6 separate regions of the Mus musculus genome follow, and all the other regions are linked to region 1. The links are chromatin loops, found by intact Hi-C in ENCODE. Cell type or tissue: heart. All regions are shown on one strand. Region 1 has its middle 25 kb from the start of Gm32191. Region 2 has its middle 10 kb from the start of Gm24565. Region 3 overlaps Gm46970 (a long non-coding RNA gene). Region 4 overlaps Frmd4b (FERM domain containing 4B). Region 5 overlaps Mitf (melanogenesis associated transcription factor). Region 6 overlaps Gm46970 (a long non-coding RNA gene).

Region 1 (4,000 bases):
AATTAAAAAAACGAATGCCCCCCAAACCCTCCAAAGGTCACTAACGTGGAGGCGAATCTAGAGACATCTCTGTCTGCATCAGCGCGCAGCCACATTATTAGAAGAAATAACTGCTCACCACATACTCAATTTACTAAGCTCCAAGGAGCTGGAACTGGCTGATATTTCAGAGCCAGGTTGGCAACGTGATTACAGGTACTTTTAAAGCCCCCAGTCCACACATTCTCAATAATTTACATTGCACTGTAAATGGAAGTTGATCCTTGGAGGTGGGGTTGTTGTTGTGCCAAGGAAGTAATTTATGTTGCCCTGAGCTGGAGCTCTCAGTATAAGAAACAGCATTTGCAGGATGGGCAGGTACCACACTCTGTGCAGAGCATTTCCTGTGCCGAAGCAGCTATGGTAGTGAAGGCAGTAGAAACTCAACCCCTGCCTTGAAGCCTAAGACACTGAGCCACTTTCTGACGCCTCTTTCTATCTCGTTACTCTGTTAAAAGCCATCTACACTTGCTGATCTGTTGAAGAGCACAGAAATGAGAGTCTTAACTGTTGTGTTTTATAAAACATAATATAATGCGGCAGGGGCGAGAGGGACAGTCTCGTTGGGCCCGGAGGTGTTCCCCAGAGGAATCACCACCATGTGACGGGCCAAGTGCGAACGGGAAGGGGACCTGGGAAAGGAGGGGGACAAAGAAGGACAAAGAGGGAGGAGAGAGGAAGAGGATGGCCATGAACTTGTGGGGAAGAGAGAGATGGAGAGAGGGAAAAGGGGGAGAGAGAAGAGGGGCGAGAAAGGGAGGGGGAAGAGGGGGAAGGGAAGGGGGAAGGGGAGGGGGAGGGGAGAGTTTGGCTATTAGTACCAAGCAAGCAGCTGCGCAAGCTGTTGCTAGGTAGCTGTTGGGTGGAGCCTAGAGGAATTGCCAAAACTAACCAGGGAGATCCAGACCGTTTTGAAATTGCAGCTCTATTTACTAAACCATCAGGTTGCCTGGGTGACAGGGCGATAAAATAGAGGACACACTGGGGACATGGATGCACTCCATGTAGGTTCACCCTTTGCTTGTTTCAAATTCAAACCTAACTGGGTCTTTGTCTCTGTTTGTTAAACACATCACCAGTAAACTCTACCACATGGCCAGTAAAATGACAGCCTACGGTAGAAAGCTCTGAGCCCAAATCTCTGCCAACAAGTAATAGTATGAGGGTGGGGGGATGTAGCTCAGTGGTGGAATGCCTGCCCAATATGTGTAAAGCCCTGGGTTCTGTCCCCAGCACCAGTGAATCAAGCCCGGTGGCACACACCTCTAATCCCAGCACTCAGGAGGTAGAGGCAGGAAGATTACAAGTTTAGGGTCGTTCTCTGCTACACAAGTTGGAAGCCAGCTTTGGCCATGTAAGACTCTATGTCTCCTCCTCTTCCTCCCCTCCCCTCCTCTCCCCATTCCCCCCTCTTCTATCTCCTCCCCTTCCCTCCCCCTCCACTTCCTTCCTGTCTCTGTCTCTATGTCTTTCTTTCTCTGTCTCCCTGTCTGTTTCTGTCTCTCTGTGTCTCTGTCTCCTTCTCTCTCCCTTCACACACATGACTGCGCAGAGTTAGATCCATGCCCAGCTGGCATGTGTCTCTGTGCTGCAGCCCCAGCCCCAGCATGCACGAGGCCCTGTGATCACCCCAACGCTGTGGTCCTTCTTCATATGCCCTTTAAAAGGTGACTTGCACCAGGATGCTCCTGTGTGGGGGTGATTTCCTCTGTACTTGATTATGTGACCTTTGGTGTGTCTGAGCATTTATCCTGGGCTCTCATTCTTGTATCTAAAGCAAACAAAGATGTCACTGGGCCCTCTTGTTATATGTTGGCACAGTACCAGACAGGGACAAACCATTTGTTGTTTGAAGCAAAGGAAAAACCAGTCACATCAAGCCTGTCTTTACTTAAAAAATTTAAAAAAAACCAAAAAGCAGAATTTGTGTGTATGTATAAATTAATTTTGATTTTCTAAAAGACTGTGTTTAAAAAATCTTGCCAGTTTGGCTTGTTTGACTTTTTTTTCCCCCTGAGAAAGTACTTTACTTTTTATAAACCTCTACTGTGGTCTTCAGTGACTATTAAAAATGTAAGTCTTACATTATTGATGTTTAAATTTAATGCTGTTAAATGTTACTAACTCTCTTCCTTGCAGAGTCCCATTAGAAACAATAACAAGACGTGGCTTACTTTGTCCCAAGAACTGAGGCACACGTTATTAAGAGTTAGATGTTATTGAATCCCTACATTTCTCCATGCTTCTAACCCCCCAAACAACTCCCCCAAGAGCACAGCGAGTAATCAGAAGTGTTGGGGGTTAGAAATTAGAAACTGGGCTTTCGTTAGGTTTGTTTCCTTCTCCCTGTAACCTACAGCACCTTGTTCATACAATATTGAGAATCCCGAATCCAGGGCAGCTAGGAGTGCCTGCCTGCAGTAAACCGGGACGGCCCCTAGGTGTCCTTCTTAACCAATATTGTACGCTCTGAAAGTCCAGACCCAGCCCAACGATTAGAAGAAACCTGGTCCTAGTTAGTCTAGAAGGTTCTGTCCAGATGAAGGGCTTATGCACTGAGCCGGGGCACCTCTCCGTGCCCGGGAAAGGCAGGAAGGACATTATCTGCGTGTGACACCTCACTGCACAGACTTCTCACTCGGAACTGTCCCAGCTGCCCTTGCACAGAGGAGGGTTTGCCTAATGTTAGGTCTCAAAGAAACCCAGGGCAATTGGCTACCTGAGGTGCCTATTAACATATCAAAGCTGACTCTGGCTACCTCTCAGTAGCCTGTGGCTTCTCCCTGAACTTCTCGCCCCTCCCCCTCTCCTTCCCCTAAACCTCTGTAGCCCGCGGATTGGGCTTTCCTTCCCCCAGCCTCTGATCGCTATATAACTCAGCCATTTTAGTTACATGCCCTCTTAGTATCTTGGTTCCTCTCTTGGATCGCTTGCCACTCCTTTCCTCTCTCGCCTCCCATCCCCGACCGTGGCCCAGTTCAGTCTGGACCCTTCCAGATGCCTTTGGCTGTCCTCTCCCTCACACCTACAACAAAACCTTCTCTCCTCAGCCAAACCCTAGGAGTGGTCTTGGCCTCATTTTCCAGTCGCCTAGGAATCTCAGGTCTACAGGACACACTTCCCATACTGAATGGTTTTGTTCTCAGCTCTGTCTAAAATTTTCCCAGGATGCCTGAGAGATAAATTCTTAAAAAAAAAAAAAAAAATTGGCACTTAGAACTCTTTTCCAAATTTAACTGCCTGCCCTCTTGTTTTTTTTTTCCCCCCTCTCTCTAAATCTTTTGCTTGTTTGCTTTCTTATGTGTGCAGAAAAGGCAGTGACTTGTCTTGGAGCCAACAGCATGACCTGACGCAGCATGAGTTAGGGAGGTGCCAGGGTGTCTGATTTAAGGTGGTACTCACTCTTGAATACTCACAGGTATAATTTGCCCTGACCTTGCCGGACAGCTGAGGGGGGAGGAGGAGGTGGAAAACACCCATTCAGGTCTCTAGTGTAGCCTACCTGTCCGTGCACTCTGAACGGAAGGAACTCACACTTCACAAAGGCTGTCTCTGGAACCCCGCCTTAAGTGCCTCTAACTACACACCGGGCACAAGACTAACATCCAAGAGCTTTGGGCTGGGATTAACTGTGGTGGCCTTGCTGTGAGGATTAAATGAGGGGGGAAAATTCTAGGAGCTGGGGGCAGGAATCAACCCTCAGCTGGGATGTTTATTTCAGTACTGTTATTTGAGTGGCTAAATGAATGCACCTCGGGTCTGGGGCTAGGGAGATGACTCAATCGGTAAAGCAACTGCCCCCTGACAGTGAGGAGCTCAGGTTGGATCTTGAAAAGGCAGAGAAGGCCAAGTGACAGAGCTGCACGTCTGTATTCCAGTAGTCGGCTACACATTTGTAATCTAGTGGTCCTACAGTGAGCTGTGAGGCAGAGACAGGAGATTTCCCAGAAGTCCATGGGCC
Region 2 (4,000 bases), 460 kb after region 1:
AGCTTTGGCCCCTTAGTGAGGCTCCAGTGACTCCCCATGTCCTGAAATGAGTTTTAAGTCTTTGTTCATGCTTTCTCGGCCCAGAAGATCTCTCTGCTTCCCCATCCGTTCATCCTTTCCCATACAACAGGCCAACTCTGAGTCCCACTGCAATGACTCCATCACCCAGCTCTTCTCACTGTCTCCACAGTTTCATTTGCTGCTGCCCAGCCTCGAATGAGCCTGCAGATCCATGAGCCACGAGTCCCTCAAGGGTTAATAAGGCCACAGTGCCTTTCTAGACCTCTGTACTCTGCATCTTCCTCACCTTGCTGTCCTTGCTCTGCAGCAGAGGTCATCTGAGTCTTTTCAGAAACTTGTGGCACATTTATCCCCATGTCCTCAGGCAGGGTGCCAGGTCTGGGGAGGCAGAGTCCTCGATTTCCTACTCCTCCTTACTCTCTGCCTGATATGGTTGCTGAGTGAAATGGCATCGTTTTATGACATGCATGTACATTGGATATGCAACATTATACATAGGCACAGCTCCTGAGATATGGTTGATCTAAATAATAAAGACAGAAGACAGTATGAAAAAAAAAATGTCAAAACAGTTTAATATTCAAAGAAAACACAGCTGGGATTCCAACCAGAATAAACAGAGTGAGGATTCTGAATTCTCTCTTAACCACTAACATCTTTACCTTCTCTTGTTTTTCTTTTTAATAAAGAAGAGAAAATGTTACCTTTTAATAAAGAAGAGAAAATGTTACCTTTTAATAAAGAAGAGAAAATGTTACCTTTAGGCATGGTCTCAGTGTGTAGTCCTGGCTGGTCTGGGACTCTCTATGTAGACCAGGCTGGCCTTGAATTTGCAGTCATGCTCCTGCCTCTGCCTCCTTGGTAAGGAGATTGCAGGCAGGTGCATCTCACCTCAGTTTTTAATTTTATTTTTATCTGTTTGTTAGTTCTTAAAGGAAAGATTAAGGAGATTTGTGGCAGAAACACTCCAATTTTTGTTTGGCACACAAGTCAATTGAATTGAAATAATAACAAAATCGATTGGGGATGTTATTGAAGATTCGTGCCTGTAAAAGAATTGAGAGAATGCCTCTGTTCAATCAGCTTTAAAAAGAAAAAAAGCTGTTCTTAGGGTTGGTCAGCTGGCTATGCTGTAAAGTGACTGCCATAAAACAAGGAGGACCTGAGTTCAATTCCAAGCACACAATAAAAAAGCAACAGTGTGTGCCCTGCCAGCCGAGTCAGCTCTGGGGGAGACAATACAGCAGGATGCCTGGGACTCGCTGCTCAGCTAGCCCAACCAAGTCACTCTAGTTCAGTGAAAGGCTCTGACTCAAAAAATAAAGAGAAAGAGTGATAAAAGACACACACACACACACACACACACACACACGAATAAAACTATTCTCATCTGTACAAATTAATCTATATTGCCAAAAAATAATACTGACTTATTGAAATCAATTTGGGATATTTAGAGAATCAGTTGAAGATAATCATTTTATTTTTCTTTTCCAAAGGATTGAACCAGCTGCTTCTGTAGTAATAAGAAATAAGCGATGCCTAATTATTTTTTTGACTTGAATTTGCTGCGGGGGAAGGGAAAAGGCAAAAAGTTAAAAAACCCTTTGTCAGACACTGCCACCTGCTGGCATACTTTCCAAAGTGCAACTTCATTCTCAGCGCAACTAATTCGTTGCTCCAAATTCCAGTTATTAAAACTCCTGTAAAAATTACAGGAATTGAAATTAGCATTACATTTGAATACTATTTAGTTCTAAATAAAATCAAATCTACCAAAAATGTTGAATGTACTTTCTGTAATGCAAAAATACCATTTTCATATTTTTAATTTTTCTAGTTTTCCATTAAAAAATTATCCCTATCATTTACCCATCTTCATGAGATTAAATTAGCAAAATCTAACAGCCTGGAGGCCTGCCCTACCGACGGTTTACTAGATGAGGGCTAAATTACTTTAATTTTCTTGGTCAAGTGCCCCTCACAGCGCTGGCTCTTCACGCCATGTGGACTTAATAAAAGCTGACAAGTGAGACCGGAGCCGAGGCTGTTCAGCACGGGAAGTGTTGCTGAATGCAGAGCCTGGTGATTCAGACACTGTCGGTAGCAGCTCCCGCCTTTGTGGACATTCATTCATTAAACAGGAAACTTTGAAGGTCATTCCTATGGAAGTGCAGACAGAAGATCAGAACCTGGGACGGTGAGAAAGGATCTTCAGGCTCTTCTTCAGGAAGAGCCAAGAGTCATGTGCGTTCTCTGAACTACCGCTTTCCCGTCGTTCCTGAGTTGGAAAGCAAGTTCTCTTGGTTTCTCTTGATTAACAAGGCTTCGCTAGCATTGTGTGCGCTACCACGCCTGGAGTTAATTGTCCTCAGGGCAGCTTTCTCCATCAGTGTTCTCTGAGTTACACTGGCCTCTGGAGGAATGACTTGGCCTCAGGCGCTGTGGCTCAGTAGTGTGAGTTCCATCGTGCCCAGCTCCTCCGTGAGAGTGGTGGGAGTGCTGGCTCCATGATCAGCCTCTTAACACAGAGACAAAGATTGCTTCTGTGAGCTCCCTGATAATATATGGTTGTATGTCTCACGTGGCTATATATGTTTTTGTCTCCAAAGCACCCCTAAGCTTTCGTGGGAATTTTCGAGTGGTAACTGGGAAGATGGCTCTGTCAGTGAAGTGTTCTTTTCATAAACATGAAGACCTGAGTTCTTTCCCCAGAACCCACATAAAATTGCTCCACGTGGTGGGGCAAGCTTGTGACCTCAACACAAAGGAGGCAGAGACAGTCGATGAGGGGCTCAGCCGCCAGACATTCCGGCCTAACTGTCAAGGTCCGGGAGCTGTGCTAATAAAGACACTAACCTAAAGGAGTTGGGAGGGGACGTTTCTGAGGATGGTACCCAGGACTGCCCTCTGGCCGGGACACGAACACACACGTACACACACGTGCACGCTGTTAAAGATCTGAAGGGGGGCACTGCATGGTTGTGGGGTTGAATGAAGGTAGGCAAAGTTGCAGGTGCCGAGTGCCTGATTCCCACATAGGTTAATTTCTGTGAAAGGATTAGAAGAGAGGGCAAAACTATTAGCAAAACAAGATGGTGACTATGATCTGGATCTGGGAATGTGATCGTTGTGGTCCACCTAGAGGCTGGCAACCTCTTTCTTAGCTGGTCTCCAGTAGCTCCTGTAATTACCCTGCTAATGTTCTTGCCTGTTATGGAAACCACAGTGCTTCATTTGCCTGGGGGGAAGTGGGCTGTGACCTTCGAGTCCATCAAGGTTTTACCAACAGCCCTTCACTACCAACAGAATAAAATGCTTCTATGTCAGTCAAGGACTTGTAGCCCAGAGTTTAGAGGGCACATCTTCAGTAAAGTAACAGAGAGCTGAGGAACGCCCATAAGGCTGAGGGAAGTGTGTAAGCACTCCTTCCTATTCATTTATTTAACTGGAAAAATAATGTAACTAAAAAGAAATTCAAAATAGGGGGAATATAGTCAAATACATATTTTTAAAATGCACAGCAAAATCCATTATTGGGCATAAGTGATATATACTAATAAATTTTTTTAAATAAAAATGTACACCTTCACTGTTTGTTTGCTTCTTGAGATAGGGTCTTATATAGTCCAGGCTGACCTTGAACTCATAGAGCTGAAGATGAGTTGGAATTTTGGATCCTCCTGCTTCTACCTCCTAAATACTGGGATTATAGCCAGGAGACATTACACTTAGTTTGTGCAGTCCTGGGAATTGAATCCAGTTTGCATGCTAGGCAAACATTTACCAACTGGCCCTCAGTCCCAATCCTAAACTAATTAAACATTAGCTGCTGTCTAATTTTAAATCATTGTATTTAGTAAAGTACGTGATAAAGAGGGAAAAGGCCACAGGCTACGGAATCTGAAAGTCTTCGCTGTAAATTTTTCTTGGATGATCTTAAGATATGATCTTAGAGAATTAAAGATCTGCTGAAAGT
Region 3 (4,000 bases), 250 kb after region 1:
GTCGGTGTGTCTTTGGGACACACACTCGAACACTCATCCCTTTCTTAACCGTCCCCTTCTTTTCCTAATTAGCTCCTCCTGGCCAGGTGCCATCTTTCATTGATTACAGAAAGCAATCTCCACTTTGTCGCTCTTTATCACAGCCTTGGCTCCCTCCCAAGTATTTTTTAAAGATGACAGCACTTGACAACATTTACTATGTGCCCGACCTTCTTTATTTTTCATTATCCTAAGCACTTTAACGTGAATCCATTTAATCCTCACTCATTTGGGGTAAACACAGTCACTGCCCTGTGCGGTTTTCTAGTAAAGGATGGCACAGAGATATCTGTGAACTTGCTCCAGGTCACACAGCAAACAGGCTTTGGAGCCGGAACTGGAACACAGAGTCTTCCCCCTTAACCTCCGTTGCCACACGAAGCCTCTGTAAGTGCCTTAACATAGGAGGGACTGCAACAGCGGCTGCTTCCATTGGTAGCAACATTCCACCCACTATCTTCTCATTCTCCTTCCTTCCTTCCTTCCTTCCTTCCTTCCTTCCTTCCTTCCTTCCTTCCTTTTCTTTCTTTCCTTCTTATATTAATGCTTAATTTACATTTACCCTTTCAAATGGACAGATTGTAAGGTTTTGACATGTGTAGGCATTCGCACGCCCATCACCATAGTTAAAACTGAATAGCACCTCAGAGATGTCCCCATGTCGCTTGGGGTCCACCTTGTCCCCACCCTAGCTCAGAGACCATGAGATTTTAGCCACACACCCACAACTCTCAAAGGACCCTTGAAGAGTATCCAAGAACAGAATATAGATAGGTTAGAGAGAATTACATCTTTCATTGTCACAATCTCCAACTTAAGTCCAGCAACCCCTTTAGTTACTAATGGGGGTATCAAACGCTAGTTTCCCTGGCCGCACCACCCCCAGGAAGCCCAGATCTGTTTATAACACACATCAGGTACTTAAGTGCAAAACCTTGCTTATCCTCCTGGCAGCTCAGCAATACAGTAGCCACAAGATCCGACCGCAGGACTCACATTTTATCTTAATAAAGTAAGCACCATTGGAGACCCTTTTTATGGCACTAAATATCAATCACATGGAAATATTCATTGTAGAAATCAGCCAGAGTGTTTATATCACAGGCATGTTTAACATTTAATAACTTTACTTCAATATAATTTAAATAGGTTTTTTTTGTTTTGTTTTTTGCCTTTTGTTTTTTTGTTTTTGTTTTGTTTTTTGTTTTTTGTTTTTTTCAGAGGAGGGATGCTTCAGCTTTGCCACTTTGCTGAAAGGGATTTGCTTTCCCTGGGAGAACTGATGGATCGGGAAAGAAAGTCGTTGGTAACTTATTCCATTGTGACAGGTAATAAAGAAAATGTGCAACCACGGGAAAAAAAGCCTTTCCCAGCTGAAGGTAGTGTTTTTGCTGAGTGTGAGATACAGACTAGATAAGGTTCCTTTGCTGCGGACACTGGCGGAGGAACTACAGATCCTTATCTTGAAATTGTTGCAAGCTGAGCTGTGCTCTAAGGCTGGGAATCGCTACTGGGAGCATCAAGCGTTGCTCAACCGCGCCACCTGCCGTTTACGTGAGAATCTGCACGGACTGCAAAGACGCCTGCAGGCTTTAGCAACTGCCAATGGGGCCAGGGGAAAGAGGCAGGGGATCAAGGAGGGAGTGTGACTCAGTCACAACACCAACTAAGCACAGCAGGCAGAAGCCAAGCATTCATGCTGCCCAACTATTTGGGATTGCAGGTTGAATGTCTCCAAAAACATCGAACGCAAAATCCTTCAAAACATGAGATCGTTTGAGCATCAGCTGTGGAAAATTCCACGCCACAAAACTGTCTCACATACAGAGTTATTTAAAATACTGTATAAAATCACCCCAGGCTTGTGTATACTGCATGTAACGAACTGCATGGGAAACATCAAGGGAACCTATGTTTAGATTTGGATCTTTGTGCAAAGAGTTCATTAGATACATGCAGCTTTCCCAAAACTAAAGAAATAAATCTAAAATCCAAACTGCACTGTCCTCAAGCCGTTCAGATAAGGAACACTCAGCCTGTACTTAACTACCTGGCTTGGATAATGAAGATACGTTTTCTTGCCCTTCAGTTTGTCAACTCCAGATTAATTTTTTTCTTTCTTAGTTATGCTAGGGATGGGAACGGGTGATTTTCATAAGATATACAAAAAAGAAACTATATGTAAGGAGAAACTCCTTGATTTCACTGCTAATAAAAAACGAACACTGAACAAATGAGGTACTCCCCCACCCCCGTCATAAATCAAATGATCCCAGGAAGACACAAGAACCGATATATCTGTCAATTACCTTGAGTCCCCATGTGAATGTTCCTAGTTGGAGTTGAAGTGGCTTCCTTCAACTGGAAAAGGCACATCTAAGATTTGCTGAGGAACCCTGAGTTAATTTCCGAAGCTGCTGTCTTGAGGTAAAGCTGAAAGAATGTGTGTATAATCCTGAACCACAAATTGTGCTGACTTTATCTCTCAGTGAGGGGCTTGGAAAGCAACGGCTTTTTTATCCTTCCCTTTGGACCTCCTAACTCCCATCTTTGATGTGGAAGATGGCCTTAGGCATTCCGGGAGAGGGAGGTGTGTTATTGCTCCTTAAGACACCCACTACTTCTCAGCCTTCACAGAGCTCTCTCACCGGCAAGTTTCATCGCTCATTGTAATATTTGCATCATGCTTTCTTCCCAATATCCAATGTGCCGTGTCCCCTCCTCCTGACACTAGAAATCCCCCTCGCCCCACAAGCACTTCTGACAAGCTCCTTGACAAAGACCAATCTCTTCAGCTGTCGTAAGGATGTGGATGGGGTGGAATTTCACAGGGAATCTTCTAGAGAATGAACAGCGAGGTGGAACGTGGCCGCTCATTATTTCCTCATCGTCCTAAGTGACGGGTGACCATGTCCTGAAGCCAGTTCTGGAAGCATGCTCTGCCCCCAGCTCAGCGCACTGGCCATGGGGGGAAAGTTCACTCCTTAATGCTCCATTTGTAAATTAAATTCTGGTCCTGGGGCCGAGCTGTCAGATCTCACAGCTGAATTCTTGGGACTCGAGTGTACATGGCTGCCTTTGTCTTCATCTTTCACTGTAGCACCTACGGGTACTATAAATGTCTGGTAATTATACTATCAAATTCCCAGCCCCACACAATCTTTGCAGTGGCAGCAGTGGCCACACAAATGAGCCATAGGAGATGGGTGTTAAGAGTAAGTCACCAGAGACTCTAATTCCAATTAAGGCAAGAAGCGGGGCCCCACTTCACCTCAGAAGCCATGTCTAGTAACTGTGCCATCGTGCCTCTGATTCTGAAATACTAAGGATGTGCTCAGCATTCAATAGAAACAGGGCTGTCAGATGCTAGAGAGGCTAAAAGTCCACCATCGCAGCTGCTTCTCATACCTGACATAGATTTTGCTGGAAGCACACCACACACACACACACACACACACACACACACACACACACACACACACGGTTTTTTCAGCACTTCATTCACAGAATCTGCTAGTACCATGGACTTGATAATTAAAATGAGATATGTGTCATATGACAGTATCAGGAATCCAGAAGGTAAGCCACAGGGTGACCCAGGTTTGGACCTGTGACCAGGGATGCAGCAGCAGCCCTGTTTCAATTATGTGTGGTACCTGAGTCGGGCATCATGGGGAAGCTGTAGTAAAAATAGCTGGGGCTATCGAGACATACATTTTACTGCGGGTCAGAAAAAAACAAAACACCAGTTTCTTGAGACATGTCCTTGAATTCCAGGGCCTCCCACCTCAGGCTCCCCAGGGGTGGGTTTACTTGTCAGTGCCACCATATATGACCCATGTTCTCTCTCTCTCTCTCTCTCTCTCTCTGCTCATGCATGTGTGGTCCCCGTAGAAGGTTAGAGAAATTAAATCAAATCACCAGAGAAGGTTCAAAACATGGAAGAAACTTACATGATAAC
Region 4 (4,000 bases), 72 kb after region 1:
AAAACACCTACAAGAATTATTTAGGCTGAAAAGAAGGTTAACATAAAGACCTATAAATATTTTAAATAAAAATATTTTAGCTCTCATCATATAGATAGGAGCAGAAGGAACCAGAGTTGTCTTGGAGAGCTATTGATTTAAATAGCTACAGAATTTCAATTTTTAAAGTAAGGCAGTTTCAGAGATTGGCTGCTAATGGGAAATGTGGCGAACAGGGCTGACCTGTACTCTTAAAATCCAGAACTCGAAAACTGGAAACCAGGAGAACAAGAATCTGCATGCATGCTGTTTTCTCCAAAAGCACAGAGAGTCAGAATCTGCAAACTTCCTACTAGGGAAGTCAAGATTATATAGAGTCAACTTGAGGCCTGGAAGCTTTGTCGGTTCTTCCTACCTTAGGTAACTCTGCGCACTGACGGGTGGGTTAGCTGCGTCGGCCATGTTGGTACAGCCAACTGCAACGGGTTATGTTACAGCTCCTGTCATCACTCCATGTTTCCAGAACCACACCAAAAGATGTGCAAACACTCATCGGCAGGAATGCAAGATGCCTTGCTCACCATGTCAGCCTTAGCTCCAGGGTGGCGGGCCTCTGAGGACTCCAAGTAGTTCATGCCTACCACTCTCTATTGGTACAGAAGACTGACCGGTCCATGTCTGAAACAGCCAGCCATTGTCAACACCACACGGAGCTTCACTCCAGTCTCACAGAGTCGTCAGGAGTGGCCCAGCCTGGTCCACTCTTCTGGAGAAAATTTCACTGGGTCAAGAGGACAGGATTGATCTCCTTGGGGGTGCAGGTGGGGTTTCTGTTCTCTTAGTTGTAGCCCATCCTTCAGATGTTTAATATAAGGTAATTTAAGGTACAGACTATACAAGCTGCAAAGCCTCTGTTGTTCCGCAAGACTGTGGTTAGTGATATAAAGCCCACAGAACAGTGGTCGGGCTGTCACTCAGACATCAAACACTGCTGATGTGGCCCTTCTAGAACTCAGTGTATGTAAGTAGACTGAAACTTGGAGAAAATATAAGAAACTTGGTTTGATTTTTTTTGTTGTTGTTTGAACCAGGGTCTGATGCAGCTCACGCTGTCCTCAAATTCACCACACAGCCCAGGGTGACGGCATCTAACTTCTGATGCTCCCACTTCTACCACCCAGGAATGTACCAACAGGGCTTTATTCAGCTCTAATTAGTACTGGGGACATCGTGCACGTTGCCAAATGGACAACATCTCCAGATCCTTTGTTTAACTTTAACCAAACATCACGAAGAACGCACACGAAGAAACACACTTCTGTCTGCGTGTGGGTATGTTGAATTCCTTTCCATATACCATAAAGTCTTATTAAACAAACGAAAAAAAAAAAAAAAACCCTTTTTGGAGACTTTGTTTTTTACACGTAAGAGTGTTTTGCCTGCACAGATGTCTGTATGATGCATGAGTGTAATGCCCACAGAAGCCGGTGAGGGTGCTGGATACCCTGGGACCTGAGTTACTGGCTGTTGTAAGCCAGCACGTGAGTGCTGAGACTAGCACCCAGGTCCTCTTGAAGAGCAGCAAGTGCTCATAGCCACTGAGCATCTCTCTGGCCACCATAAACTTAGTAATTCACTAAATCTGTCCTGAAATAAGACAGACGTGTTCAAGTCTGACAATTTCCATCTTTGCTAATAAGTGTGTATTACAAGTTTGTGTTTTCTCTGAGATTCAAGGAAGCCCCTAACACACTTGATTCATCCAGGGCTCCAAAGCGCAGTGTTCTTACCGGTAAAGTGGGACAGCAATAATGCCATTGTCCTAGGCCTGCCAGGAGGGTGGAGGAAATAATAAAGCAGCCACGCCAGGCTGCTATTACCTATTCAATGTTACTTGAGACAGACTGGGTTTCAGACAGGGCAGCTACCATATCCATCAATTTGTTTGAAACCAAGTGGTTAAATTCCAAAGCTCTCAGGCATCGCTAATACCTCTTGGCTCATGCAAGTCCTCAGTTCAGCGCCTGACCTCTGGGAGCTGTCTGCTTGCTGTTGCTTTCTCACACTGGTGTAATGAGCCTGGGGTCACTGCTGTTTACCTATGAAACCTAGTTTCCTGGTGCACATAGACACCCTAACCTGGCATCTAGATTCTGCTCTTGCCCCACAACTCTACTTGCTGCTCTCTCTTTGTTCTCCTCAGATCCCCCACAAGAGTTTGCCCCAAACAAGCTCTGCTCAAACTCTTCTTCCAAAATGCCTTTAAGAATAGCAAGCCCCACCCTTCTCGGTTCCCTTCCTGCCAGGGATCCTTCAAAGTACTTAAAGTTAACATTATTGTGACCAGTAGGAAGCCCTGCTCTCAGAAGGCTCATTAGGAGTGGAGAGGGGACTTCTTTTTGCTTTAAATAGCTGACAGCCTGAATTTCCAAGTCAGCCCTTACACCGCAAAGATAACAAAGTGCTTTGGTAACACAACACAGGCAAACAGAGAATTCCGGAAAGCTGACCCGGCTTTATCACTGACCTGCCAGGCCAGCCACAAGCAGGCAAAAGGGGGTTTCGTTTGGTTTTGTTTCTAAGATCCTGAAAGCTGAGGTTACCAAGTAACTAAGTGTTGGGATGCTTCTGTTCGGAAGTGGAAGGACTTAGATTTTCACTTCACTTCTGGGTCAGAATAAGGGTCTGGTTTAACACCTAGCTTCAAATGGAAGGAAATCTTACCAATTTATGGTGGTGCTATAAAAATGTCCCTATTTCCCATGGGAAAGGAACTTCTCTGGATGTCTGAGAGCAATTAACTGAGGGGTGGGGGTGGGGGGGCTCAAGCCTGATTGCCACCAAGTTTCATTACATCATGTGAACTGTGATTTGTCCCCTCCCCACAAATAAATATAAAAAAAATTTTTTAAAAGAAATAAAATCTATCTTAAACACACACACACAAACATGCACACACACACTGGAATAATGTCAGGCTCAGATACACACAGATGTTCACCGCGACATTATTTGCAATCGCTAAAACATGGGCAACAACTCGCATTTGTAACAGGAGAATGGTACACATGTCTATCCATTTAGGCATATATATCGGCAATGCCTGTAATTCCACTAGTGAAAAAGGGGAGGCAGGAGGGTCAGGGGGTCAAGGTCATCTATGACTCTACAGTAAGTTTCAGGCCAGCTTAGGCTACATGAGACACTGTCTAAAAACAACTGCAACCAACAAGCATTCTGATGGTATATCAAAGTGATAATTCCAGAACAACTCCGGTCATCTCACAAATATTAATTCAATCCTTGTACCAACCTATGGCATGCTTACAATTATTACAAGTTGTCTTTCATGTTCCAGGAAACTAAGGTTTGGGGAGGTAAGTTTTTTTTTTTTTCAGATTATGCAGGCAGTACATGGAAGTCTTAGGGTTTGAATGAGCCTGTTGGCCTTGTAGAGGCCAACTGTAGGTCTTTGCTCTAACCATGATGACATGGACTGATCATCATTTTATTTTGCCTGATTTTCCTACATTGGTTCTATTTAAAAAAAAAATGTTTGGCAGAAGAATATACACTGCCCGTCAGGGAGGAGATTAGACAGGGGTGGGTGATGTTGAATTCTTTTCTATTGTCACCTTCAGTGACAGATACTCATGCCTTTTGTTCTTTTTATCAATACTTAATGCCTTTGTAAAGTACACTTTGTAATTTACAGCTCTTCCACTCCACTAACTTCCTCAAGAAAGACCCCAACTCACAGAGGAGGCATGGAAAGAATAAACAGCTCCTTTGGGGTAACCCTGAGAGTTTGTGCGAGGCTCAGTGTATATAAGACTCAGTTTATCATGTTCTCTTCCACTACCTGGTTTGAGATGGACAATTTCAAGAGAGTATGTGACACATCTTCAGCCTTGGGCTCCTCAAGGAAAGTCCTAGAATCTGGTTGAACATAAGGAAGGGCTGGGTAAGACAGAGCTAAGTCAACAATAGCAAACTACCATCTAAAGCCGAAATGTGTACA
Region 5 (4,000 bases), 730 kb after region 1:
TTCCTTTCCCTTTTCTTTTGCTCTCCTCCATCCCCAATTTTATTTTCTCCTCCTCTGTCTTCTCCCTTCCCTCCCTTTTTTCTTTCTCTTCTCTCTTCCCTTCTCTCTCTTCAAAGTATAGTCTGTGATGACCTAGAGATTTGCTTTGATTTTGCTTTGGGATTTTTGAGATAGGATCTCATGTAGTCCCCTGCTGGCCTTGAACTCCTGATCCTCCTGCCTTAGCTTCTTAATGGCTGGATGACAGATATGTGCCACTATGCCCAGTTTTGAGTGAGTTGTACCTGCACGTGCGCGTCTCTCATTTGTCTCTTAAAACATGAACATCGTAACAGAAGTGCATGTTTATATCCAGTTCACATATGAGGACATAAGACACACACAGTTAATATTTCTAGAGCTACTGGATTAATCTTGTAGCTCACTGTTTCCAAGTTTTAATTTGCATTTTTGGTTTATTAATGCTCAGATTTGGACCTGGGAAATGTGTTTAGACTTCAGTTCCTAATAGCTTTGTAACTTTCATCTTTTTGGCCTTTTACAGTGCTCTATGCAAACATGCTAATGCCTCTCGTGGCCCCTTAAGTTGAACAAGAACAAAACCAAACACACAGAGAGCAAGGTTGACCCCTGAGGTGACCTGTTTCTCAATAGAACCTCTCAGAGCAATGACTGCTAATAATCAGGCACCAGTTATCAGAGCCTTTGCTGGAAGGCATTGAAATGTGGCCCAAGGACATTTTAAGTTAGCGCAGTGCATATTCACTGGCGTGTGGCAGGGTGTGGGTGTGAGTATTATGCTTATGAAGATTCTACAAGTGCTCATTTCTCCAAGACCTACCCACCTGCCCGCCCTGCCTGCCCTGCCTGCCTGTCACCACCGTCTTACTAATATACACATCTGAGAGCAGCTTCCACTATGTACAACACCTCCCAGCCCCATCTCTTCATCCAGGGCTTTAGCTCATGCATATACAGAGGCCAGAGACCAGCATCAGAAGTCTCCCACCTATTATTTTTGAGACCTTGCCAATTAGGCTACACTGGCTGGCTGCTGGTAAGCTTCAGGGATTCCCTGTCCAACAACCACTTCAGCCCTGAGGTATAAAAGATATGTACCCAGATTTTATGTGAGTTGGGAATCCAAACTCATATCATTATGCATGAACAGCAAGCAGTTTATCCACTGAACTGTTTTCCGTCTCTTGGATCTAAAACTTAAAATAACCAAAAAGTTCTACAGCCCTTATCTGTCTGTCTGTCTGTCTGTCTGTCTGTCTGTCTGTCTCTCATTTACCTTCTTATCTCCCTATCTACATAGTGTGTGCATGAATGTATGTGTGTGTATTTGTATCTGTGTGTCTATGTGTTTGTGTTTAGGTGCATGTGTGCAACAGCATACGTATGGAAGTCAAATGTCAATTTGGAAGTCAATACAGGGACCCCAGGAATTGAACTCAGGTTGTCAGCCTTGGCAAATGTCTTACCCACTCTGCCATTTTGTTAACCTCCAAATCAAAAACATTTTTAGTGTCAACCTGATGCTTTAAGTAGAGTTTGATAACCAATTGCATGAACTAGGTTACAGTCCAAATGCTGGTGAACTAAAAAAATTAAATACAAAGTTATCTTTTGGCCATATGTATGTATGTATAAGATGTAAATAAAACATAAATAAATTTCATGTTTACATCTAGGTATTATTCCCAAGATAAATATGTGTATAAACATCACAAAATTATAAAGAAGTAAAAAAAAAAAAAAAACCCTAAGTCCTTCTTGTCCCAAGGTTTTCAAGTAAAACTAGCTTATCCTGTATGTGGAGTACCACCTTGCTGTGTACCTCTGGGTCCCTCCATGGTTTAATTCCTCTTTGATGCTTTCTGAAATTACTTGTCTAATACATAATAGAGAGCTATGATCAGGTAAAGGAAAGGCTAATCTGCAACGTGGTGTGATGCAGGTATCAAGGAATCATTATTTGAAATTGTCTGGCAATGCTGAGGGTCCAGGATGGAAGGAGTGATGCATAGCTATTGATTGTCTAGGAAGATTTCCAAGGCATAAGAAGAGGAACTTGTGGCTGTCCTCTCTAGCTAGCTTTGAGAAAATCCATGTCCGACTGGGACATCATTGTCAAGAAAAAATGAAAATGAGGTTGCTGCTTTAAAACAGCCCAGGAGAACCGGAGGAGACAGCACCACTCTGAGTAGTTAAGGCTAAGTTGAGCATTTCTTTAATCCTGCTTTAAGTGCTGTAAATATTTTTATTAAAGTCTTTGAGCTCCCTCTTGTGGCTCTTTGGATAATTTCAATCTCAAGGAAGCCAGCTTTTCTTTTGCCATAAGGACACCGCTTTACAAAAGGGAAGTATTTGCTCATTGCTTTTCTTTATGAATGAAAGCAAGGGAAAAAAAGTAGGGAGAGGTGAAAGATGGAGGAAGAGAAACGTCCTCTGATGGAAGCCACGCATGGACTCCTATTTCACAGGAATACCTGGCGCCCAGGGGACATTTGCCACTTTTGGCAGCAGGTGACACCTTGCCAACATGTTTGGAATGTGCCCACCAGACAGAAGTCAGTGCGGGCACCCTTCTTACTCCCTATATAAACAGATCATATAATTCTGTGTGAGTCCTCAGACTTTCCTGTTTTAAAAACACAGTTCTTTATAGCAAAGAGTGTTGTTTCCATAAAGCCTGAAATAGAGTATGAGTTTTATTGAAAAAAAACAAAAACAAAAACAAAAAAACCTCTGCAGTCAGTCAACACCCATTGCTGTTCTTGTCTGTGTCTAGTTACCCGTCTCTGGAAACTTGATCGACCTCTACAGCAACCAGGGCCTGCCACCGCCAGGCCTTACCATCAGCAACTCCTGTCCAGCCAACCTTCCCAACATAAAAAGGGAGCTCACAGGTACGTACCTAGCACAAATGCTTCTTACTATGATACTCTGTTCTCTTCCCCACTGGGGAGCGTTACCAACGGAACAGCAACGTTTCCTGTGCAGCTAGTGGGTGTTCTTCCAGTGTGTTCGCTTCCTGAGCCTCTGTGCAGTAATTTAATATACAGTATTAAGACGTTAAGTTGCCAGTTTCCAGGGTTGCTGGGAGCCCTTTGGGTTGAGGGTTATAGGCAGTACACGCCCCTGTAAAGTGCCTCTCCCCTACCCGCTGTGTATCTTGCTTGCTGAGCCCCTGGAGTCTTGACTTAGGGGATCCTGCTTTGAATTTTCCATCTGAGTCCACACTTGGGATCGAGTAAGAATGTATTTCTTACATCTTTCGATGCCTTCTCCTCTTTCTCCTGTATTGTGTGCATGAGATTTATTATAGAAGGAGAAATAAATCATAAAATGGAGCCATCAGAATGTTTGCTCTTGAGGCAAGTGTGAAATTACCTATTTTGCCACTTTGTTTGATGCTTTAGGGAAGGCATTTGACCAATAAAACATGACAGAAACTGTATTAGAACCGGCATTCTACCATGGTGAATTTTATGGTCCTTGCCCCAAATCCCTTTTTATTATTTAGTTCTTGCCTCTTGCAAAACTTGGGGGTGGGGTTGAGTAGATGGGGTACGGATTGTTGCAAAGACTGTTCTGTCCAAAAGCATTACAACAAAAACTATTTCAGAACATTTTAACATAGGAAAAACAGGGTTTTTTTCCAGAAAAGTGTTAATTGGGGCTCAAAAGGTAATTTACTAATAAGCAAAAACTTAAAAACCATTAAGAAGCAGTGGACAGTAAGACCTTCTTACCCTTCTATATGAGAAAGCAAGCGAGAAAGTGGCTTGGATTGACCATCTGAATTTGGGAGATTCTAATTTTAATTCTGTCTGCACACACACACACACACACACACACACACACACACGTGCATATGCAGTTAGGAGTTTCATGATTACAGGTTACATCCTGGGAAATAGTTCACCTGATGATTTTGCTGTGGTATGAGCTTCACAGTGTGGCTTTACGTAGACCAAGAAGGCTGTAATAT
Region 6 (4,000 bases), 220 kb after region 1:
AGGGTGGGAAAAAAAATCACATGTATTATACGGTGAACAGACTCTAAAAATACAAGGCTGAAGATGAAGCTCAGTGGTAGAGCCCTTGCCTTGGTATTCACAGGGCCGTTGGTTCAACCCCTAGCACCACACACAAGAATATGGTAAACTCCCAAGCAACTGAATACTCTCAGCAATGAAAAGGAAGAAGGCATATACCAAAGAGAATTGAAAACATATGCTCAACAAAAACTTGGAACACCAATGCTTACAGTGATATTATTTAGAGTAGTCCCAAAGTGGAAAACTCAAATGTCTATCATGTGACAAGCAGATACACAGAATATGCTCTATCTGCGTTATCAGCCATAAGTAGGAGGCAGGTACTGACAGATGTAACTATTTTCTAATACGGATCAAGTCATATTAGGCAAAAGAAACTAGACAAAACTATACATATCTTAGAAATGGAGGGTAGGTTAGTGGTCATGAAGTTGTCAGAATATAAGTGGGGTGGCCGAGAAATGTCTTGACATTGGGTTATATCCGCAGAACTAAAGCTACACAGGAAGCTGCTGAATCATATACTGTTAACGTGTGAAACGCACAAAATCATCAGCACCACCATTATACCTGTGACTAAATGAAGACGTGGAAGTATTTTCCAAGAATTGAGAAAACGGGAAGCTGGTATCAGACTAGAACCAGCCACCACTTGAAAACAAGAAAAATAACTGGGACAAAGTGATGAAGATGCAGTGATGTAGACACAGCTAAGCATGAGGTGGTTGGACAGTGGGAGCTAAGGAAGAAGGTGTTGGACCAGATTCTAGGTCTAAACCGTGGTAATCTTAACTTGACCTGCTTCTGAGTGGTCCTGAAAGGAGCGGTAACGATGATCTGAGGTATATTTATCCCTCCTAAGTGGCTTAGGTCTCCAAAGCGCCTTTCCAGAGTGCACTAGGACGTGCAGATGCTCCTTCTGTTTCTAGGAGAGGTTCCGCCAGGGGCAGGGGAGCATGCTGCAGCTCCATGTGCCTCATGAGTTTGCTCTGTTTCTAAAATAGGACTCCTAAGCCTGCATCCTGATTAGCTGCAGAAATATAGAGAGCACTAACAGTTAGCTACTTACTGGCAGTTTTCACTGAAGTTTTGGATCCCATTTTCCAAGCACACTATTTTATGGTTTTAGAGTGGAAGAATAATTAAAATGAAGACTTTAAATATGCACAGCGTACTCCTGCACACGAACACGGTATGTACGTGAGAAGGTGTAACCACACAAACATCAGGTTACAGTTAGCTGAGGAAGCGCTTTAAAAAATTCAGTCATTAAAGAATGGTCATGTGGTGAGGACAGCATCCAGATTAATTTAATTTCTTTTTATAGCAGTGAAATTGTATGGAGACAGGGCCATTTCAACTATTCCATCAAGTGAATTACACTCAAAGGTAATGGGCCAGGTAGAAGTCCCAAGGCAACTTCATCAACACTTGAAATTCATCTCGTCCATCTTAAAGATCCCTTTGACCTTTTAAATGCTTCTTTGAATGCATTCTTGAATGACTTTGAGTTTCTTTCTTAAAGATCACACCAGTAGGGGCTGGAGAGACGGCTCAGTGGTTAAGCGCACTGACTGCTCTTCTGGAGGTCCTGAGTTCAATGCCCAGCAAACACACGATGGCTGGAAACCATCTGTAAAGGGATCCGATGCCCTCTTCTGGTGTATCTGAAGACAACTACAGTATACTCATATAAATAAAATAAATAAATTCTTAAAAAGAAAAAAACCCAACCCTCACACCAGCACTGTTGTTCTAGGAAAATGTGTCCTGTCGATGTCTCATTCGGCAGATTTTCTCGTGATGCCTCTCATAACCTTCTGCAAAGTCTATGGATGTGGTTGGGGGAGACAAGATTTCAGACAGCAGGAGATCCAATCACTATAGTCTGTGCAGACTTGAGAAACCTTCAGATTTAGTTAGAAAGAACATGCCTTTCACAATAAATTATTCAATATGGCTGCCTGTGCAGAGGCAATCCTTCTGGGATTTCATAAGGCTTCCTTTTATATCATACTACAAAACACACTACAGTGAATATTTTCCCACTCCTTGTGTCTGTCACCTGATGTGGCCATTGGTGATTAACCAACATCTGTTCTTCTACCCCAACCAGGAGGGTGGGCTAATTACAACAATCTCATCCTTCTGACCATAAGATAGGTTTAAGAAAGCACATTTAGCCGGGTGTGGTGGCGCACGCCTTTAATCCCAGCACTTGGGAGGCAGAGGCAGGTGAATTTCTGAGTTCGAGGCCAGCCTGGTCTACAGAGTGAGTTCCAGGACAGCCAGGGCTACACAGAGAAACCCTGTCTCTAAAAACAAACAAACAAACAAACAAAAGCACATTTATTTCAGTATGAGCCCCTTAAAACCCAGGGGAAAATGTATGAGGCACAGTTCTGGAAGCTTTGAGGAGACACCATACTGCCGCTGTGAGGCTGGAGCTGATACAGACAGGATGACTTAAAATGGCAATCACCAAGAACTTTAAGAACTGCATATGAGTTGCGTTAGGTTAGGATATCCTGAGATAGTGCCTCCTTATGAACAGTGAGATGAGGGGCTAGAGAGATGGTTCAATGTTAAGAGTACTTGCTGCTCTTCCAGAGGACCTGGGTTCAGTTCTCAGCAGTCACGTGGTAGTTAAAACCATCTCTAGTTCCAGCTCCAGGGGATCCAAGCCATCTTCTGGACTATTTGGGTACCAGGCATGCAAGCTATTCACATACACAACAATAAAGCAAACACAAAATTTAAAAATAAAATAAATAAACTTGGGGATGATACATCTACTTATTAACTGAACCAACTGATGTGTGAATTTTCTGTCACTTTTGGAAAACTTCAAGGATACATTTTACACTTGACTTGAAATCTTTGTGAAAGGTGAGTTTATCATTGTATTCCAGAGCCTGTGGCAAACTGCCACACAGGGTAGATGGATAATTCACAGATGTGGGAGTAAACACAGCCAGGTTCCAAAGTAAGCCATGACTTGCATTTTCTATCAACTCCAGGCTTCATGGATCCCTGATATCTAACTAGGCAACCAGATTATAGGGACTACCATTGATTTCCAGATACTGTATATGACAAGCAGGAGTCAAGCGGGAAGAAACTAATGAGAGTCAAGCATATAAATAAAATACAATAAATAAATAATAAAAATAAAATAAATTGAAGAGTGATGAAAAAAGACCCAAGTGGGTGGGGAAAGAGCTCAGCTGGTCAGGTGAGGGCCCGAGTTCAGTCTCCAGCACCCATAGGGGTGTGGCAACATATGACACAGAGGCTTTCTATCCCAGGGCCTTTAGAGGGGATAAGGGGAATTCCTGGGGCCCACTAGCCTACTTGGTCAGCTCCAGGCCAGTGAGAGAGCTTGTCTTGAAAAATAAAGGAATTACAGGAAGAAAGGAGGAGGGGAGGGAAGGGAAGGGAAAAAGAGGGGGAAAGAAAGTGAAGGAAAGGAAAGGTGGGTGGTCCTGAGGATAGATACCTGATAGTGTCCTCTGGCCTCTGCATGCATGCACATGCATGTGCACATGTACCCATGCCACATGCACCTGCCCACATGTAAGGGGGCAGAGGGAGACGTGCCCCAGAGTGGTTATGTAGTGTCATGTAAGTCCAGCACTGAGGTCCTGGATCGCAATGACCATGCAAACTCAGAATGCAGGGAGGAGAGGAACATGGTCCTCAGCGGTGGAATACCCAGTGAGCACAGTTGTAGGAAGACTTTTGGTTTCTTGAAAACCCAATTATGTGAATCCCAGGTGTGGGGTTCGAGGCTGCTTCCCAGCAGGAGCTTCTGCATCGTCTCCTGCAGGGGTGTGGCTCTGCCAGCTGCAGAGGCGTTATAGCGCAGCCGAATAGAGCACATTGCTAGCGAAGTGCAGGGGTTCAAGGAGAGGGAACCGTTAATAAGCAAAGAGGAAACCCTTGTCCATCAGGCCAG

Evidence for each region. Hi-C counts contacts between places; a loop is a spot of excess contacts. Peaks named below come from ENCODE experiments on the same cell type or tissue, not always from the same donor. Only the 100,000 strongest peaks of a DNase experiment are listed, where the experiment ranks them.
Region 2: a loop joins it to region 1, with 6 times the contacts of the local background. A loop is called at or near these places in 30 of 42 quality-filtered maps.
Region 3: a loop joins it to region 1, with 7 times the contacts of the local background. A loop is called at or near these places in 30 of 42 quality-filtered maps.
Region 4: a loop joins it to region 1, with 2.4 times the contacts of the local background. A loop is called at or near these places in 5 of 42 quality-filtered maps.
Region 5: a loop joins it to region 1, with 2.8 times the contacts of the local background. A loop is called at or near these places in 6 of 42 quality-filtered maps.
Region 6: a loop joins it to region 1, with 2.5 times the contacts of the local background. A loop is called at or near these places in 8 of 42 quality-filtered maps.

The regions. Positions count from the first base shown.
Region 1 is chr6:97,275,621-97,279,620 of GRCm38, forward strand. No RefSeq gene overlaps it. Among named protein-coding and RNA genes, the nearest start is that of Gm32191, 25 kb to the left of the region's middle. In heart, a CTCF peak has its summit at 2,471; DNase peaks (open chromatin) are centred at 931, 1,711, 2,651 and 3,431; H3K4me3 peaks cover 675 bases; H3K27ac peaks cover 2,684 bases.
Region 2 is chr6:97,738,673-97,742,672 of GRCm38, forward strand. No RefSeq gene overlaps it. Among named protein-coding and RNA genes, the nearest start is that of Gm24565, 10 kb to the left of the region's middle. In heart, a CTCF peak has its summit at 1,670 (motif pointing left); no DNase peak of the experiment used is centred here; H3K4me3 peaks cover 242 bases; H3K27ac peaks cover 165 bases.
Region 3 is chr6:97,521,746-97,525,745 of GRCm38, forward strand. The region is part of intron 1 of Gm46970 (a long non-coding RNA gene); the gene reads left to right. It also overlaps a transcript of Frmd4b not described here. Among named protein-coding and RNA genes, the nearest start is that of Gm25852, 24 kb to the right of the region's middle. In heart, a CTCF peak has its summit at 1,596; a DNase peak (open chromatin) is centred at 1,596; H3K4me3 peaks cover 280 bases.
Region 4 is chr6:97,347,557-97,351,556 of GRCm38, forward strand. The region is part of intron 7 of Frmd4b (FERM domain containing 4B); the gene reads right to left. Among named protein-coding and RNA genes, the nearest start is that of Gm32191, 97 kb to the left of the region's middle. In heart, no CTCF peak of the experiment used is centred here; a DNase peak (open chromatin) is centred at 2,385; H3K4me3 peaks cover 1,348 bases; H3K27ac peaks cover 2,185 bases.
Region 5 is chr6:98,001,090-98,005,089 of GRCm38, forward strand. It overlaps Mitf (melanogenesis associated transcription factor), which reads left to right. Exons shown (of 10, transcript NM_001113198.1): 6 at 2,798-2,915. Among named protein-coding and RNA genes, the nearest start is that of Mitf, 200 kb to the left of the region's middle. In heart, a CTCF peak has its summit at 2,305 (motif pointing left); no DNase peak of the experiment used is centred here.
Region 6 is chr6:97,499,501-97,503,500 of GRCm38, forward strand. It overlaps Gm46970 (a long non-coding RNA gene), which reads left to right. Exons shown (of 5, transcript XR_003956336.1): 1 at 1-4,000. It also overlaps a transcript of Frmd4b not described here. Among named protein-coding and RNA genes, the nearest start is that of Gm46970, 5.5 kb to the left of the region's middle. In heart, a CTCF peak has its summit at 1,727 (motif pointing left); no DNase peak of the experiment used is centred here.